Regions from separate parts of the Homo sapiens genome. Here region 1 is linked to region 2. A link is an interaction called in ENCODE POLR2A ChIA-PET data of the cell type or tissue named here. Cell type or tissue: A673. All regions are shown on one strand. Links, peaks and the distances in the headings refer to the core of each region. The heading gives the core; the rest is flanking DNA.

Evidence for each region. Peaks named below come from ENCODE experiments on the same cell type or tissue, not always from the same donor. Only the 100,000 strongest peaks of a DNase experiment are listed, where the experiment ranks them.
Region 1: POLR2A ChIA-PET joins it to region 2 with 5 read pairs; 2 of 35 experiments call an interaction of 5 or more read pairs at or near these places.

Annotation. Positions count from the first base shown.
Region 1 is chr15:46,497,774-46,500,690 of GRCh38, forward strand. No RefSeq gene overlaps it. Among named protein-coding and RNA genes, the nearest start is that of SQOR, 860 kb to the left of the region's middle. In A673, for the core only: no CTCF peak of the experiment used is centred there; no DNase peak of the experiment used is centred there.
Region 2 is chr15:46,406,824-46,409,740 of GRCh38, forward strand. No RefSeq gene overlaps it. Among named protein-coding and RNA genes, the nearest start is that of SQOR, 770 kb to the left of the region's middle. In A673, for the core only: no CTCF peak of the experiment used is centred there; a DNase peak (open chromatin) is centred at 1,648.

The sequences.
Region 1 (2,917 bases), core at 202-2,701, 91 kb after region 2:
GTAAAGGAAATGCAAGGAAAAAGAGTAGGCCAGGTTACTGAAGAACCCCTTTACTTGTACTAGTTGGGGTAGACTCCAAACTAATGCAACAAAAAAAAATACAAGACACAATGGCTTAAAGATTATAAAAACTTACTTTTTTCACATAATATTTAAACATAAGAAGTTCAAGGCTGCCAGGGAAGCTCTATTCTTCTCAAAATACGCTTGATCTCTGGATCCCAGGCACCTCCCTCTGCCATCATACCTGCATGCCAGCCAGTGGCAGAGGAGAGTGACAAGGAGAAAGCAGACTTGCTCCACATAAGAGCAAGATCCAGAAGTGGCCCATATGCCATAGGGCTCCATCACCTGGCCACAGCGGGGCTGGAAGAGGTGGAGTCTCTAGTTAACTGCACAGGGGTCAGCTAAGACTTTGGAGAGCAAAGACTTTGGTGGGCAACTAGCAATATCTGCCACATCTGCCAAGGGAAGGAAGGAACCTGGGTGGCTGAGCTGAAGGAAACATCTTGGTTTAAAGGCTGAGTTGAGAATTACCCTCTGTCTCTTCAAATCCCTGCCCTTTTTCTGAATACCTCTCCTCTTCCCTCTATCTCTGGAGTGTTACAAGATAGAGAAAAGAAATATGAGTTGTTATGCATGCAAAGGTGGAGTTTTGACACTGAAATCCTATTATATATCATTACAGCTTTCTGGGGTTGATAGTCACACACACACCACCAACAACAACAACAACAAAAGAAAATGAAAAATAAGCAAGTGGGAAATAAAGGACCAACCTTATTTTTTACCAGCCACACCTTCTATTTTAATTTTTTTTGTAGAGACTCAAATGATCCCCCTGCCTTGGCTTCCCAAAGTGCTGGCATTACAGGCGTAAGCCACTGTGCCTGGCCCTAACATCTTTTATACAAACAGGTGTAGGTGTAGGACTTTTCTAGAGAGATATATGTATATATACATGTTTTTTTTTCCTTCAGAGACAATGAGCCTGTAAGCCAAAGTAGATGGCCCTACTCCTTTCCATTTGTGCAGTTTGTGGAGACGACTCTGAATCTACTTCCCCTACAGGTCACATGGACAAGATTGGGAAGTATGCATCACACACCATCCCCCAATCTGAGATGGAACTGCAAGTGTGAGGAGGCTGGTGGCTCTGCTCAGGGTATGCCTGCACCTGCATCACCGACACAGAAGAGTGAATGCTGCACCCGGGGGCAAAAGCTGGAAGCAAAATCCCACTGATGATTGGATGCCTTTTAAATGACATTCAATACTGAGTTCTGACCAGTCACTTCAGCCTCTCCTTCCTTTGGGGAAGTAGTAAAGGATAAAGAAAGAAAGAAGTAGTAAAGGCATATTTTTTCCTTCTTTTCAGGTTGAAGTGTTAAAATAAGACTAGAACATAATACTGTATAGAAAAGAGTACAACAAAACTGAGCCATCCATCCACTGGGTGATTGGCCCTTCTCTGCTAAAGTGGTAATTCAAAGAGAAATGTTTAAAACCAAAAGACCTTAGGATAACATAAAATAGACAGGCCCAGATATGATTCTACACGTGGTAGCAATCTAAAGACAACAAGACACAAAGATGGAAACACATCTTTCATACTGTTCTGCCACATAGCAAGAAGAAGAGACATTTTAAAGTAGCAAACAAGGCCGGGCGCGGTGGCTCACGCCTGTAATCCCAGCACTTTGGGAGGCCGAGACGGGCGGATCACGAGGTCAGGAGATCGAGACCATCCTGGCAACACGGTGAAACCCCGTCTCTACTAAAAAAAAAAAATACAAAAATTAGCCGGGCATGGTGGCGCACGCCTGTAGTCCCAGCTACACGGGAGGATGAGGCAGGAGAATGGCGTGAACCCGGGAGGCGGAGCTTGCAGTGAGTCGAGATCGCGCCACTGCACTCTAGCCTGGGCGACAGAGCGAAACTCCGTCTCAAAAAAAAAAAAAAAAAAAAAAGTAGCAAACAAAATCTGGATGTTAAGAATTTATGGTCCAAGTATATTGCTTTTTAAGCGGGATGAAGAGCTCCCTGCTGCAAGCCACCATCGTGGTCAGGGCTTTTTTGATATCCTACAGCTCAAGAGAGGCTGGTGCTCAAGTCACAAATACATTACTTGACCTGCTGATGTATACTTAGCCCTAAGGATTGTATCTGGGAACCCTCACAAGTCCCTGAGTCTTTCCTTCTATTTATGTCTCAGTTCTGCTGCTGCTGGAATCGGAGGGAAGCTAACATAGGCTTTTAAAGGGAAGGCGCTTCTGAAGGTTTATCAACTCAGAAAGCAGAGTCTAAATTTAGTGTGCATGTAATTGTAAGTCTCAGTTTTCCCATTAGTAAAATGAAAATAATAAGTATTCAAACCATTGGGTTATTATGAAGATGAATTAGCATCATAAATGCCAAGAGGGAACACAATGTCTTATATGATGTGAGAATTCAACACTTTTTTTTGATAAAATTTACCATTCCTTTATGTTAAAAACTCTCAGTAAACTGGGTATTGAAGGAACATATTCTAAATAATAAGACCCATCTCTGACAAACCCACAGTCAACACCATACCGAATGGGCAAAAGCTGGAAGCATTCTGCTTGAAAACCAGCCCTGGAAAAGAATGCCTTCTCACATCACTCCTGTTCAACATAGTATTGGAAGTCCCAGCCAGAGCAATCAGGGAAGAGAGAGAAATAAAGGGCATCCAAGTAGGAGAAGAGGAAATCAAACTATCCCTTTCTGAAGATGACTTGATTCTATATCTAGAAAACCCCATAGTCTCAGTCCCAAAAATACTTCAGTTGATAAACAATATCAGCAAAGTTTCAGGACATAAAATCAATGTACAAAACTCACTGGTATTCCTATACACCAACAACAGCCAAGCTGAGAGTCAAATCAGAAACAC
Region 2 (2,917 bases), core at 295-2,794:
TTTCCACCTCTACTGACCCTTTCTTCTTTGCCTACAAACATGTTCCATGGATCTTCTAAGTAAAGTTTTTGTCCTTGTTTTCCCCCCGGAATTTCTAGAGCAAGTGGTCCCCACACCTTTCTTCCACCTCCTTCTCACCCCACCAACTTGCTCAGTTCTCACCCTTGCTGTCTGGCCTATGTTCTCACCACTCAACTTTCTGGCATAGCTAATAGACCAGTCCCACTGAAGCTCCCTGACCTTTTAGAATCTTCACTGTGGCAACCTACTACATCTTGACCTCTCTCCTCCCTGCCCACAGAAACTGCTCTTGCCTAAGACACTAATGATTCCTTTCCATTATATTCAATACAGGCTTCTCCACTGACCTCTTGGCAATGTTTACTACAGTTAACCCATTGTCCTAGTTGATACATTCCTTCTTTGTATTTTAGAACACAGACTGTCTTCTGGTTTCCCCCTACCTCTCTGGTAAAAGTGTCCCAGCCTTTGTTGTTGTCTCTTCCTTCTCATCCTATCCCTTAAATATGGATATTCTTCAGGGATATATCTTGGCACTTTCCTGTATTTGCCTGGGAATGTGTCTAGTAAGTACATACTCTTCTGAGGTTCCACTTTTCATTTATATGATAATGCCTTCAAAATTTGTAGCCTCAGACTTGACCTCTCTTATACCCATCAAACACATATTCAACTGCCCACTGGACATCTCCCTTTAAATATAATCTCTAATTTAGCATCACAAGACCGGGTCTCTTCCTACAAATCAAATTAAACACACACCCATACACACACACAAACACTATTCCTAGCTACTTTTGTATTCGTTACTTAGTGAATGGTAACACCAACCACCTTGTAGCCAAGAAGAAACTAGATGTTTTTCTTGACCCTTCTCTCCCACTACCCCTACTCCACAAAAGAAATCATGAAGACTTGTACCTCTATCTTTTGAGTCAATTCATATTTCTCAGTCCACATTGATACTATTCAAGACCAGGTCTCCTGAATCTCACTGCCCTGTGTTTTTCCTCCTTCTTTCTATTCCTACATTGTTGCAGAGCAATTTTTACAAAATTAAACTAGGATAACACCAGTCAGCGACTTCCTATGATTCTCTGGATAGAGTCTACATTCCTTAATGTAACCTTAAGGCTCTGAATAATTGGCTTCATCTTTCCAGCCTTCTCTCTTACTATTTTTCATCTTCTATTTTCTGCCCATTTGTACCTTGCTGTCACTCTAAGCTGAGCTTCCACACTGCATGGGGATGCTCTTCCCAATTCACTGCCTCGATCTCCTGCCACTTAGAGGTCACTTGTCTCTGGGATCATTCCCTGACCCCACAGTGTAAGTAACATGTTCTGAAACTCCTCTGGATGCCATAACACCCTGTGTTTATCTCTCTTACCCCAAACAATTATCAGTTTGCAGGAGACTGGTGGGTTCACCTGTCTGCATCACTCAGCAGACTGTAAGTGCTCTTAGATATCAGAAGCCATGAATCTTGTTTACCTTTGTAATCCCAGTACATCATACAATGCCTGGCACATAGTGGATTTTCTAAATAAATGACTTGCTAACAATTTGCTAAGTAAAGGACTCCCAATTCCATATCTTAGCCCTGGCCTATTTCCTGTAATTTAGCTGCCTGCTGAGCATTTCTAATTGTTTCTAGCTAGTACACTCCAAATGCACTCCAAAATAAACTCAACATTTTCCAAGACTCCAGACTTTCTTGTCTCTCCATGACAACATTATTATTCTAATCTCCTGGGCCTGAAATCCAGGCACCATCTCTGACTATTTTCTCCCTCTTGCCAGGCACATCCGACGAGTGGTCAAGTCTGTAGATTCTACTTTCAGAGTTTCTGCAAACTTTTTCTTTTTTTACTATTTCCACTTCTACAATCCTAATATAAGAGATTTGTTACATTTTGATTAGATGACTAGAAAAGTTAGTCTCATGGGTTTCAGCTTCCAATCTCCTTCTAATATATCCCATTATTTCTGAAAAATGCATTTTCAATTATATCACTTCTTATGTTAAAAATCTTCAAAGATTCTTTACTCTCTATTTAGTTAAAAACCAAACACTCAGCCTAACATTTAAGGCTTTTCCTAATATGGCCCCAAGATGACTGTTCATTCTTATCTTTTACTATTTTTCTATAAGAATGGGATGCTTCAGTTAATCCACATTGTTCTACCAGCATGTTCTGCACTTTCCCACATGGACATGTTTGTCCTCCCTCTGCCCGATTAGTGGAATGCCCTTTTTCCATCCCCTTTCTCCATATGTTGAAATCCTCCCCACACATCTAGGTTGAGCATAGAGTCCATGTCTACCATAAAGCCTTTCCTCATTTCACTTGATGAAATATGATCTCCTCCAGGGTTAAACCCCCAGAGCGCTTTGTTTCTCTTACATGGTACTCATCAGTACGAAATTTGTATTTGCCCCTTACTATAGTCATACAACTCTAATACTCTTTTTCTCTTCCTGAAAATCCACTGAAGTTAGGAGTGATAGCTTATTTTTTTATCAACTCACCCCGGCACCAGATATAACTCTGTACATGGATGCACACACACATTACACACACACAACAATGTACAAGGCTCATGTACTCTCTATCATCATGAAGAAAAGAGAAACACCCATTGCTCTGCTCTTTTTTCTGCATCTATCATTCAGGAAACATACACTGAAATACTAATCATGGCTATACTTTTTTTTATTCCTAGGGCATCTAAGATATATCTCATTCCTGCAGCTCATGATCTTTTTAAAACTATTTCAAACCAGAGGTGCTACTGGACCAGCTGCTTGCTGTCCTGCGTATTTGGGAGACTCCCTTTATGGAACTTTACACAGACCAAAGTGGGTCTCTCCCAGGCATCACCTGCATCCCTG